Regions from separate parts of the Homo sapiens genome. Here region 2 is linked to region 1. A link is a loop called in an ENCODE intact Hi-C map of the cell type or tissue named here. Cell type or tissue: natural killer cell. All regions are shown on one strand. Each heading gives the region's core, and the rest is flanking DNA. Links, peaks and the distances in the headings are about the cores only.

Region 1 (6,587 bases), core at 1,608-4,107:
TTTACCTTAGGTTGTACTTGTAATTTTAATTCTTTTTGTTGATATCTTATTTGTGTCCATTTACATGTCTATCAATTTCATGAAAGCCAGAGACTTTGTTCATTTTTTTCTTCCTGTTGTATCTCCAGTGCCTAGCATGGTGTCTAGGGTGAATGGATGGATAGATGGATAGATAGATGGATAGATAAATAGATAGATAGATAGATAGATAGATAGATAGATAGATAGATAGATAGATAGATAGATGTAGATAGATGGGTTGGGTGGATGGTTGATGGATGGATGGGTAAATGGATGAACAAATGGATCAAAAAGAGAAGGAAGGAAAATGAAACTGGGTATTGGCGAGTTCTGTGTATAAAAAAAAAAAAAAGGCATCTCCAAGTAGCGTGCTTTTCCAACAAGTCATTCTGCTTAATATCGAGAATAATAATGGTTAATCAGTGTCCACTTAAATAGTGAAGTTCCACAAAAAATGCAATTAATTGAGAATTAACTTTGGTATAATTCAATGCCTATGATAAGATGATTTTGATTAAAAATATTATTGAATTGAAAACCAGAGACCACAGTTAGTTCCTGGGTCTGTGATTTTGGGCAAAATCACCCAAACTCTCCGTTTTCTGGCATCATCTATAAAAACAGAGGCATAGCCAGGGGATTCTCTGAGTAGCTTCCAGGATTCTATGAATTTACTGATTATTATGAATTTTCTCTTAAAATATCCAGCTCTATGAAACATTTATTAATAAGCATATATTGTGATTACTTTAACCAATAAAATGTATGTAATCCACCTTTTAAGCTAGTTTAATGTATTCACATCTAGTAAGATAATAAAGTTTGGGAACACCGATGCTGCCAACACCATGGTACATCTTACCTCCTAGACGTCAAAGACAACTAATGACCAACTGTCAGGTCAAGATTCTTATGTCTTGGCAGTAATGAGATCCCAGTGAGTTGTCCTTTGGGAAGTAGAAGAAGGAAGAGGTAGTATTGGAGAGAGGGGACATTGGGCAAAGGTAGAGTTTTAAAAGCTCAGGATTTTGGAATGTCAGAAGAAATGAGAGTTGCTGAGAACTTTTACTTCGCTGTATTGCCCATGCCCTGGGAATAGATGTTGTGCCCCTGAAAATCTCCCCTCTGCTACCAGCCTGGGTTGCCAATGCCCAAGCTGGGATGTCAGAATTTGTCATTATGCCTGCAAACGCTCAGCCTTCCATTTCAACGGAGTTCTCCAGCCCATCTCAACCCAGCCCAGTCTTCTTCAACCTGACATTGATTCCCTTCCTTACTCCATCCAGGAGGAGAATGAAAAGGGGGAAAAGGAAGAAAAACATCAAAGAGTAAGAATATAAAAGAGAAAGATATATCTATGCCAGTTTTTATCGGTGGAGAGGAAAGCTTGAATTCATCCTGTTACCAGCTTTTTTTTTTCCTTGGCGGAATTACTTTTTCCTTTACTATGGTTACTTAATATTTAAGCCTTCCTTTTCCAGGGACTACATTTCTCTTGAATCTATCCCTACCTTTCTGTAATTCTTAACCTCAGCTGTGCCCTCGAATGTCTTGGTGAGCTTTCTGGAATGATGTCTAATCCAGTAGGTCTGTGGTGGGAGGAGTGGTATAGAGCTCTGTATTTTTAAAAAGCATCCCACAGTCCAATCCCTATCTAGGGCTGAGAATTGCTGCCTTAGTACCTCAAGGGTCTCTGGAATATTTTATTCCAGCCAGAACAAAGGAAAAGCTGGCAGAACAGAAAGAAAAAGGAGAGAGCATAAATGGTATTAGAGGAAAATAATAAACGAGGAGAAAAGACAAGACGGTTTCGTTTAGAGTCCTAGTAGAATTTAGAAAAGCAAAGCGCTTTGGCATGAGTGAGGCCTGGGCAGCATCTTGTTTAACTCCTGCAAGCATAGCCTGGCTCTTCTGAACCCTAATCCACTGCTTTTGAACCTTGAGGTCTTTGAAGGGTAAACCAAGCTCAAGTTAGATTCCAGGTCCAGAGCTTAGCAGGGCAAGGACTAGTGGCAAGTGGCTCTAATTTGGGAGCTTGGGTTCAGGAATCCCCAAGAGTTCTGGTCTCTCCTGTTCCACCCCTGCTGCGGGGGTTGAAGCCGACCACCCACAGCTCTTTGGGGAGGAGAATCTGCTCAGCCAGCAGGGTCATGAGCAAATGGGGTCATGGCAGCCATGCCCCTAGTGTGAGCAGTCACATCACGCAAGCCTCAAGACCACAGCAAATGGAATCTTCCCTGCAAGTCTCAGCTCACGCAGGGACTGCTGCCTGGACTAGCCTGGAGCAAACTGGCTTAGTGTCCCAGGAGATCCCTACGGGGGACAGCTGAGATCTTGAAGAACATGAACGGGAACGTGAAGCAAACTGAAAAGCTTGAAAAAATTATCGGAGGAAAAGTTAACTTAATATTAAAATATGTAATAACATGCCTCAACCTAATTCTGCAGTCTAAATGTAAAACGTGATTTGTGAGTGAAAGTTTGCAGACCTTCTTCCCCAATAGCATTTAAAATCTATAAACAAAAATCTAAATGATGTTGACCTGAAGGCAACACATGCCTTGACTTTGCATTGGCAGACAGTGTAGGTTGAGACAGTTTCCCATGAAAAGTGGTTTCATTGTTGTTGTTGTTGTTTTAGACGAAGTCTCACTCTGTTGCCCAGGCTGGAGTGCAGTGGCGCGATCTTGGCTCACTGCAACCTCAACCTCCCTAGTTCAAGCAATTCCCCTGCCTCAGCCTCCCGAGTAGCTGGGATTACAGGCACCTGCCACCATTCCTGGCTAATTTTTTTGTATTTTAGGAGAGATGGGGTTTCACTGTGTTGCCCAGACTGGTCTCGAACTCCTGACCTCAGGTAATGCACCTGCCTCAGCCTCACAAAAGGTGTTTAACCCATTCACACAGTCTCCTCCTGTCACCTTGTGGCCAAAGGTGAATGTTTAGAAGCCAGTTGCCTAATGTAGGTGAAGATGACAGTTATGCTCCCATCTCATCTGGATAATACCCAATCTAGACAATGCCATGACTGAGAGACCTCAATTATTTGATGAACTTACAATTAGCCTTGGCTTGTCTGCAAAGACATTAAAACCTTTAAGAATGACCTTTATTGTCCAAGAAAGGAAATTTGAGGAGATGGCACCCCCTGCTGGTAAATTTTATCATCATCAGAATTTAATTATTATAATATCTGAGAGCTAAGAAAGGTAAGCATGGCTATTATGAGACATTCAGGCAAGATTGTGATTCCTGCCAGCAGGTCTTCTGTCAGTTCCAGAGCTTCACTTCATCCTTCATTGATATTTGGCTTTATATATGGTTAATCCTGAGGCTATTACCACCTCCTTTCTTTGCTCTAACCTGAGCACCACTACAGTAAAACTGTGTAATGCCTTTGGATGCCTGTCTCCCAAAGCATATTTTCTTCCATTCTTCAAGGTAAAGACAAACACCATCATTTCTTATCTGTCATTTTAGGTTATCTTATTTTGCCAAATTCAGTTGCAAGGAACTCTCCTACTTTGGAAAAAAGAGCTTCCACCATTAACATGGAAATTTCTAGTCTAGATATTAGAACAACATAAACTTCCTTATTCAACAGCATGAGGGGGAATCTAAATCTAAATCTACTTTCGTTCAGTGCTTGAAGGGCTCCAGTGTCACATCGTGTCTTAGTAGTCCAAACCCTGTGGACAACATCAACATGATTTGGTTTGTGGAAATGGCACGCTTTCTTTTCAGGGTCCCTTCTCTTTGGTTAACCCTCCTTCTCCAGGAATAAATGCTTTTGTGGTGCCCCTTGGCTGCCTAAAAATCCCAGTGGTGACACTCATCCTTTTTTTTTTCCCTGCGAGCCTCCATCTCACTGTTGTTAAGATGTTGTTCCCACAGTTTTTTCCTTTAATATCCACTCCCATCATATTTTAAAACATCTGCAGTGATATTAGTCCCTTTCCTATATGATATAAAAAATGTAACATACACAATATCCAAAAAGAATCAAACTGTTCAAAATCTTCCTTCCTTCCCAGGTAAGTAGACACAAGACCTACTTAAGGGAAGGATGTTAATGCTGTAAAACTCAAGTAAACCTAGACCATTTTGGCATAGACCCTCTCACACAGAAACCAGTCTACTTACTTGAAATTGACTGTGAGCTTTGCAAAGCCTTCTGGATATTTCAGCCTCTCCACAATGATATCTGAGGTATCTTTCACTACTTTTGGACATTTGTTGGTTATGAGTGGCCAGAGACCTTTGAACTACTTGGAGGTATCCTGAGACTATAAAAAAATAATAATAATAAGCCAGTGCATTTAACATTGTTTAATTGTATTCATTTATACAATGCAACTCTTTTAAGTTTGCAGTTACCTCTCTCTTATAAAATGGCACATCTAAGAAACTGCACAATTAAACAATTTTGCCAGGATGGCAAGAAAAGTCAGTAGCAATCAGAGACTTACATGTTTGGCAAATCCTGATCAATAGATCAACTGGGACATGGCTTCACTCTTTAAAAGTGACAGAGAGAGAAGTTCTTCAATTTTCCAACTTTCAGAGTCAATAGACTAGATAAGGTTATATTAAAGTTATATAAACCTGAACTAGTAGGATAACCAAATACTTGTTCCCCTCTGAAAAGTTGAAATATTAAAACAAATTTTACCCAGAATGTGTCTCTGGATTTTTGTGGTTGTTTTCTCATGTGTGTGGTTTGGTTTGTTTGTTTGTGTTTTTTTAGACAAGGAAAACTTAATTGAGTAGTAGTTTTATCTCTTACTCATTTTAACAGGAGCATGTATGCAGAGGCCCAAATTGCCAATCACCAGTATTTATCCACATGGAAAAATCCTAAGGACATTAATTATAAATGATTTATCATCCACTCAAATAGCAGGAAGGAGAATTGAAAGGCAAATTTGAAACAGGAAATGTTATTCCTTAAAAACAAGGGCTTTTCCTCATTTCTTTGAAAATAGCTAACTCAAGGATTAATTTCACTATCAAATCAACAGCTAAGACTTACCCTACCATTTCTACCCATTAAGGAGCTATTACTAACAAAGTATCTGCAGATATGGATAACAGCTACTAACGGGGGGCATTTTAGGATTCCCTTATGAAATGGTATCATGGTGGTGCGGGCGAGCAGGGATCCATAAACCCAGCTCAAGTAGGGTGAACTGTGTGTTATAGGTCCACTTGTTAAGATAATTTACTCACTTACAGAAACTTTTTTTAGATTACATATACACTCAACATACATGTCAACTTTTGTATGGAGTGATGATTGCTGTCCAAGGCTGCAGGAAATAGGTGGGAATTTTTATCCTCAACCACTCTGCAAGGGATCCTGCATAAGAACCACCAACATGACCCACATATGGTGGTGAGCTCCACATCCTCGCTATTGCCACTTGGAAGGGGACAGCATCTGCCAAGGCTACCTGTGCTGAGGCAGTAAAGGCGGGCATGCTCAGATCGCCCGAAGTAAAGCATAAACAAACTCTGTTTATGAAAACAGTGCAATCAGCTTGACTATCCAATAAAAATGTGTATTTTAAAAGTATGTTTATACCAGGTTCAACTTGAAAATTTCATTAGGATAATCTGGATGACAGGGAAACTGAATGCAGGAGCTAGCAATAATCACTAGCATTTTTGCAGTCTCATTTGGATGATGGCATTTCCTTTTGTCACCACTGGGAAGGCAATTCAAGTGCCTGTCCCTACCCACAGGATGACTTTTCTCATACACTGAACTGAACCACAACCATCAAATGATCAACCCGACTGAGAGAAGAGCCTGTTTTTGAAAGGGCTAAAATGTCAGTGATTTAACTCTTTCCAAAGAATTAAGAAAACTCATAGTTGATTGTACTTGATGTTATTTTCCCGTCTTCCTGGTTTGCCTGTGACATCAGACAAAGCCATATTTGAGTCTGAGTTTTCTCAGTCATAAGAAAACTACATAAAAATTTGCTAGTTACTTTTCAACAGTTGTTTATTCCATAAAAAGGTTTCCTATAAAAGTAGGATTTTATAAAATCCTAATTACTGCAAAGAAAAATTTCCTCCTGACACACTCAAACCATATAATACTATAGCTAGCTAAATATTAATTTAATGGTAGACAAAGGACATAGGATATTCACAAAAAGAAATATGAATGACCAGCAAATACATGGAAAAGTTTAGCTCTTTTTATTGTCAAAGTAATGCAAATATAAACAGGATATTTTTCCCTCCTATCAAACTGGCAGAGACTTATTTTGGATGATAGTATTGGGTGTTGGCAAGGACGTGACAAGTGTGCAGACTCTCTCATGCACAGCTTAAGGAGGATTAAGCAGTAGAGACGTTCTGGCACCAGTGTGTCCTCATATATAACAAGGGCTTCAAACAGCAAAATTATAGCTTGGCTCAGGAATTCCACTGCTGAGAACCCATAGCTGAACTTGCTAATTTTCCCCTAATATCCATTGTCTCTTTAATTTTTAGGTAATTAAATTCTGAATTTTAGCTGGGCATGTGGCTGCCCAGAATAAACATTACATATC
Region 2 (6,587 bases), core at 1,824-4,323, 560 kb before region 1:
CGTGGCTGGCAAAGGGAAGGGAAGATGAAGCTGCCATTTTGAACATGCCTAGTCCCAGATAGTGCTTTTCTACTGGGATTCATCCCTGCAATCTTCCAGCTTGCTTGTCTATGTCTGCAGCTTGATTTTACAAGCTGTTGTTTGTTAGAAAATGATTTGGGGCTGCTTTTCATTAAAAAGGAAAATCTTATCGAGGACTCCAGTACCCTCACTATCTGCCTAAGTAATTTCTTCTTAACTCCTATATCAATAGAAGTCAAGAGTAAAATAAGAGAGACTAGAGTGACTGCTGTCCACCCAGTGAGAAAGGAGCATGGTTTATTCTAGGGTATTCACAGTGGAAATAGAGAGAAAGAAACAGAGAAAGAATTTGTCTTAATACCAAATTGTATCTCATGGGGGATGAAAAGAACAGAGGATTCAAGGATGACGCCTAGACTTTTTGGCTTAGATAACTGTAAACGGTAGTCCCTCCTAAGGGAGACAAGGGAGGAGCATGCTTGAGGTGAAAGTCATGAGTTTGAGTTCGAATGTGAAGTTTGAAATACCTACCAGAACTTCACATAAAAGTGTAAAGCACAAAGTTATATATGTGAAGAAGGAGAAGGACTAGAGATAGAAATCTAATTAAGAGTCATGGACGTAGATCGTGTATAAAGCTGTGGAGATCGCCTAAGAGACGGAAAAGGGAAGAGGGCTCAGGCTGCAGTTGCTAGACTTCTCTGGCTAATTCACCATGCCTCTGTGCATCTCAGATTCCCTGTCAGTTCACTGCAGGCAAAGCAATAAGGATACATCCTGTCTCAGGCTGGAAGGATGTAGGACTCATACTCTTCCTTTTGCTTCATTCTTGTTTCCCTGCATTTCTGGCAGGTAAGGAGATATTTTTATTCTTTTCCCTAACAGATTCTCAAAAAAGATCAAATGATTGCTGAGGGCTTCCTGGAGCAAAAGAGACAATCATTCTTAGCTCACAGTTCAACTTTCCTTCCATTGAATCCCACACATGTACCCCTGCAGATAAAGCTTCAGAAAGGGCCTTATTCATTTTCCTTTCACAATGTTCATGATAGTAGGGCCAGCAATGTTACTAACCTCTTTATGTAAACCCAATAAATTTGATTTGACATTTGAGCATGGAGAAGTAAATAGGCACAAAACCTTATCTACCAGTCACATAATCGTATCTGAAAATTCAGTTTCAACACCAAGATTTAAGAGAACCCAGCAGATCTTTTCGTCAATGAATCCACAAGTATTTACCGGGTGCCCTTGGGGTGCCTGGTACTGGATGCAGCTGCTTTTGTGAGCAAGCCAGCAGGTTCTCTGCCATGAAAATAGAAATTTAATCACTTGTCCATCCAAGCATTTCCCTTCAGCTTTTCCAGGATGCTTTTTTGTGAATGACTAACAGAATAGCTGCTGCAAAGACAGCCTGCAAATTCCAGCCGGAGGCCCTGGGAGGAAAGATGACTCACCCACGCCTGACGTCAAAGCCTCCCTTTCTTTCAGAGGAGTAGGAAGAGAATGGCAATGGCCTGGGTAGAATGACCTAAATGCCCTCCTGAGTCCTGTGTGGGTCCTGCTTCCTCTTCCCCCACCTGGCAATGATGATTTCAAACCAAAGAAAGTTTAAACTGTCAAACTTGAACTTCACTGTCAAGTTAACTAAAAAACTAGAAACAGAAGCCTTCCTTCCTGTCAAACAATGTCAAATCCTTATTATGAGTTCTTTTTCACTGGAAAATATTGAAAGCATTTCTTTTTTTTCACAGAGTGTTTTATATTGATTTGCATCTTAGTCTGTTTGAGCTGCTATAATGAATACCATAGACTGGGTGGCTTCAACAACAAACATTTATTTCTCATCATTCTGCAGCCTGGCAAGTCTGAGATCAAGTTGCTGACAGATTTCGTGTCTGGTGAAAGCCCTCTTTCTGGTTGGCAAGTGGCTATCTTTTTGTTGTATCCTCACTTGACAGAGAAGGGGTTGGGAGGAAGGAGAGCACACTAATCTCTTTTTATAAAAAACACTAATCCCATCCTGGGGGCTCCATCCTCATGATCAACTCACTACCCGCCAGCGGTCCCACCTCCAACTACCATCACAGTGGAGGTTAGGGTTTCAATATATGAATTTGGGGTTGCATTCCATAACAATTTGCTTACAACATCTCAACAGTGGCTGAGCGTGGTGGCTCATGCCTGCAGTCCCAGCACTTTGGGAGGCCGAGGCGGGAGAATTATTTGAGCCCAGGAGTTTGAGACTGGCTTGGGCAACATAGTGACACTGTGCCTCAGAAAAGGAAAGAAAGAAAGAGAGAAAGAGAAAGGAAGGGAGAGAGAGAGAAAGAGAGAGAGGGAGAGAGAGGGAGGGGGGAGGGGAGGGGAGGGGAGGGGAGGGGAGGGGAGGGAAAATCTCAACAATGACCTTTTCCAGTCTGCCTTTCACATCAGGATTTCCAAGGACTTTCCCAGATTATGCAAAGGGCCATTTCACTGTTCACTGTGTTCGTTATTCAAACAGAGCTTCAGGTATGTCAGGGCACCCACGGGGTACCATCATCCAACAAAGCTCTGACATCCCTGTGCAAATAGTCAAATTTCAAATTTGTCCTTGGAAACTTTTTGGTTGTCACACAATTCAGCCCCCAGGTATTTGTCCTGGGGTCTCCCATGTAAGCTATTCTCTAATTTAGTAAGCCCCTGAGCAGTGTCATCGAATTCATTCTAAATCTTTCTCTTTTCAAGGAGCCTGGATAGCTAATTCACCAGCGAAACCTAAATTGTTTACGACCACCACAAATGGGCTATTTACCTCTGAAGTCCTGATGCAAGTCATATGTCTGGCTACTCCAGCACCTACTAATCACTCAGTTCTTTGAATTTTTATTGCATAAGAGTCCTTATCCCTCTTTTGGGCATTTTTGGATATATTAACTTTTCATTGCATCGTACAATTTGTTTTGCAGCTGTTGAGGGTGATAGATAAACTTACTTAATCACCATCTTAATTTTTGCTTTTGGTTTTTAACTCCGAGTACCCATCGCAATGCCCTAAACTAAAGGTTTACCCAGTAAGAGTTTATTAGGTTGAAATGAACTTACATTTTGGTAATTCTTGGAACTATAGTCTAATGGGATAAATTTAATGGTAGCATTTCAGACGTTATAGCAGATGAGCAGCAAAGATAATTTGAGATTACAAGGACTTTTGGAACCCCCAAACATAGCCACATATATGCTATTGATGTGGAATGCTGGCCCTAATTAGTTTGATGCTGGTCCTGCCCCAATTCAGGCCTCAGTGTAATATTATCACCCAAACTCACACAGGACTGTTCAGTAACAGGAAACCAATTATAAGGTACCAAATTAGAATGCGAGAAGGACTTGGCCTATGAACTCTTACACCAGCAGAGGGCACTTCCTTCTAGCATGCAAGTCGGCTAAGGAAAGCAAATTAGAATGAGAAGATGCCTGATGACTGCTGGATACGAGTTACACAGAGATATTTTCCAATAAGCTATGGAAAGCAAATGAATGGCCCTTTCCTTCTCTAGAAGGATAAATCTTTGCTCACTTGGAATTGGAATCCCAGTCCTTTGGGAAATGCTTAGAGTAAGCTGATAAATTCTTATTCTCTGACTCCCTTTCTAAAGTTTATATGAACCGGCCGGGCACGGTGGCTCACGCCTGTAATCCCAGCACTTTGGGAGGCCGAGGTGGGTGGATCACAAGGTCAGGAGTTCGAGACCAGCCTGGCCAAGATGGTGAAACCCCGTCTCTACTACAAATAAAAAATTAGCCGGGCGTGGTGGCAGGCGCCTGTAGTCCCAGCTACTCGGGAGGCTGAGGCAGGAGAATTCCTTGAACCTGGGAGGCGGAGGTTGCAGTGAGCCAAGATTGTGCCACTGCACTCTAGGCTGGGTGACAGAGCGAGACTTCATCTCAAAAAAAAAAAAAAAGTTTATATGAACCTACATCTTCTGAGTTCCACATTTTCATCTATTTCAAATCTCCTTGTCTTTCCCCATTGTCTTTAAGGGGACATCCCTGTACTGTTATTATTATCACTCATACTGAGACTCTGCCTGTTTTAATCCTGGGGAAAATTTCAATCAAGCGTTTGTCTGATAGCCTTTTAAGTCTTTCTGATATTCAACCCGGAGTCTCCCAAATTCGGGTGTACACCAAGAAAGTGAGGGATTTCTAGGAGTTCATGCTAAACAGATTCAAACTCCAGGCATCTACTGGGGGAAAAAAGGCGGTGTTATAAATAATTATTGTGGATCAGAAATAGACAGATTGTTCTTGGTTATTATAATACAGGGGATTATAATTTGGGTGCAGTAAATCCCCAGATGAAGCATGGGGTAAGTGTTGGAGGCATGCTGGCACTTCGATTTTAGTTCTGTGGAACTCAACTTGTGATGGTAGTAATAATAATCCCAATTACAAAAACTGAGGTACAGAGAAGTTAAATAACTTGAGTAATATCACAGCTTGTGATAAAGCTAAGATTTGAACTAAGTTCAGTCTGGCTCAGAAGTTTCTCTGCACTTCCCGCTGTTATCTTGGGCCCAAGTGTTGCTGCCTCTCAACTCCAGGAACCAGCAAACATATTTCCATGGACTAGCTGTTTGTTTTCGGTAGGTTTTTCATCTCTGTCAACAGTGGTTTTAAAGTAAAATAAGAAAAGTGAGAGTTATCTGCATGAAATATATCTTCAATTTTCTTGAATGTCTTTTCCTCTTGTGTATTTACTTCCTTATCCCATTCCTGAAATAAATCAAGTCAACTAAACTTTGCAACATAGTGTGTATAAGCTGATCTTCCTACCGCCTTGAATGAACTTTCATTTTCTGGCCCCACCATCTGTCCAACGTACTTCCCACTGTGCTTTCTCTCCTTCTTCTCTTCTCAGAGGTCTGAATGGCAATTCTTTAGGGCCCTCGTCTTAGTCCTGAAACTCCTCAGAGGCCGAGGCCACCCCTGGAAGGTTCCTGCTCCAAGTTTCTAGTTTCCAATAATCCCAACATCTTGCCTTTGTGTCCTAAAAGTGACAACTGCTTTATGCTGTCAATGCCTCTGTGATACATCAGGATTCCCTTTTAGCTATTTAAGTTCTCTATCCTGGGCCAGGCATGGTGGCTCATTCCTGTAGTTCCAGCAATTTGAGAGGTGAGATGAGAGGATTGCTTGAGGCTAGGAGTTCAAGACCAGCCTGGTCAACATAGCAAGACCTCATTTTTGCAAAAAAAATTTTTTTTTTCTTTTTGAGACAACGTCTCCAGCTCAGGCTTGAGCGCAGTGGCATGATCTTGGCTCACTGCAACCTCCGCCTCCTGGGTTCAAGCAATTCTCCTGCCTCAGCCTCCCCAGTAGCTGGGATTACAGGCGCCCACCACCACACCCGGCTAATTTTTGTATTTTTAGTAGAGACAGGGTTTCACCATGTTGGCCAGGCTGGTCTCGAACTCCTCTGACCTTAGGTGATCTGCCCACCTCAACCAAAATTTTTTTTTAATCCTTTATTCTGTTTAGCCAATTCTTTATATTAAATTCTGTTAAAATAACTGATATCTGTTTTTATGACAGGATCCTAACTATACAGTAATGGTTATAAGGAATTGGAATTCTCTGCCCTCCTCTGGCTCACATATGTCTTCCTAAGGCATCTGAAGTATGCGATATTCCCTGTTCATCTCAATCCAGTCAGCACAATGTCATCAATGCTGTGGACTAGCATGCTATTCTTTGGAATGTCAAAATAATCAAAATCGCTGCAGATACAATATGGCAGACAGTAAGAGAGCTGACATGGCCCTGTGCATACACTAAGAAAGTATACTCTTTGCCCTATCAGGAAAAAACAAACTCCTTCTGGCAGTCTTTGCAAATTGGTGTGGAGGAAATAGCATTTGCTGGGTCAATCACTTCATATCCAATTCCAGGGGCTACAAGGTTTTTATTAGTAAATGTAGTGTATCTGGAACAGATGCTACAACTGGATTCACCATCTGAGTAAGTTTATGAAAATCCACAGGCATTTTCTAACATCTGGCTTTCTTTTGCACAAGGCAAAGTAAATGTGAATATGACAAATGTCACCACCCCTGCATCTTACAAGTCTTCCAAAAGGACCTTGAGGTCCTTTTGGAAAAAGGCTTAGAGGAATACTTAGAGTATATACTTGTAACTGTGTGATGTGTGTGTGTGTGTGTTCAAATCAAACAATAATTCTATCTTATGAGAATCTACTATATATGGGGCATTGAGTAAAAAAAGAAAAGATCATGAGACAAGGAAGCTGCCCTCGAGTGATTTTTTGCTGGGAGTGATTGACAAGTAGAAGTAAGTGCAGACAGATAAATTGTAACACAATCATCAAGTGGCGTAATACAGTACAAAATTAAGTGGCAAGGAGCATTTTATATAGGAATGGCACAGGCCGGGCACAGTGGCTTAGGCCTGTAATCCCAGCACTATGGGAGGCTGAGGAGGTCGGATCACCTGAGGTCAGGAGTTCGAGACTAGCCTGACCAACATGGAGAAACCCTGTCTCTACTAAAAATATAAAAACT

The links. A loop is a pair of places that touch in the nucleus more often than their neighbours do. Peaks named below come from ENCODE experiments on the same cell type or tissue, not always from the same donor. Only the 100,000 strongest peaks of a DNase experiment are listed, where the experiment ranks them.
Region 2: a loop joins it to region 1, with 7 times the contacts of the local background. A loop is called at or near these places in 7 of 110 quality-filtered maps.

What each region holds. Positions count from the first base shown.
Region 1 is chr2:224,281,353-224,287,939 of GRCh38, forward strand. No RefSeq gene overlaps it. Among named protein-coding and RNA genes, the nearest start is that of FAM124B, 120 kb to the right of the region's middle. In natural killer cell, for the core only: CTCF peaks have their summits at 3,144 (motif pointing left) and 3,345; a DNase peak (open chromatin) is centred at 3,169.
Region 2 is chr2:223,724,266-223,730,852 of GRCh38, forward strand. No RefSeq gene overlaps it. Among named protein-coding and RNA genes, the nearest start is that of AP1S3, 110 kb to the right of the region's middle. RefSeq lists enhancers at 1,030-2,229, 1,925-2,592. In natural killer cell, for the core only: CTCF peaks have their summits at 3,379 (motif pointing right) and 3,593; a DNase peak (open chromatin) is centred at 3,426.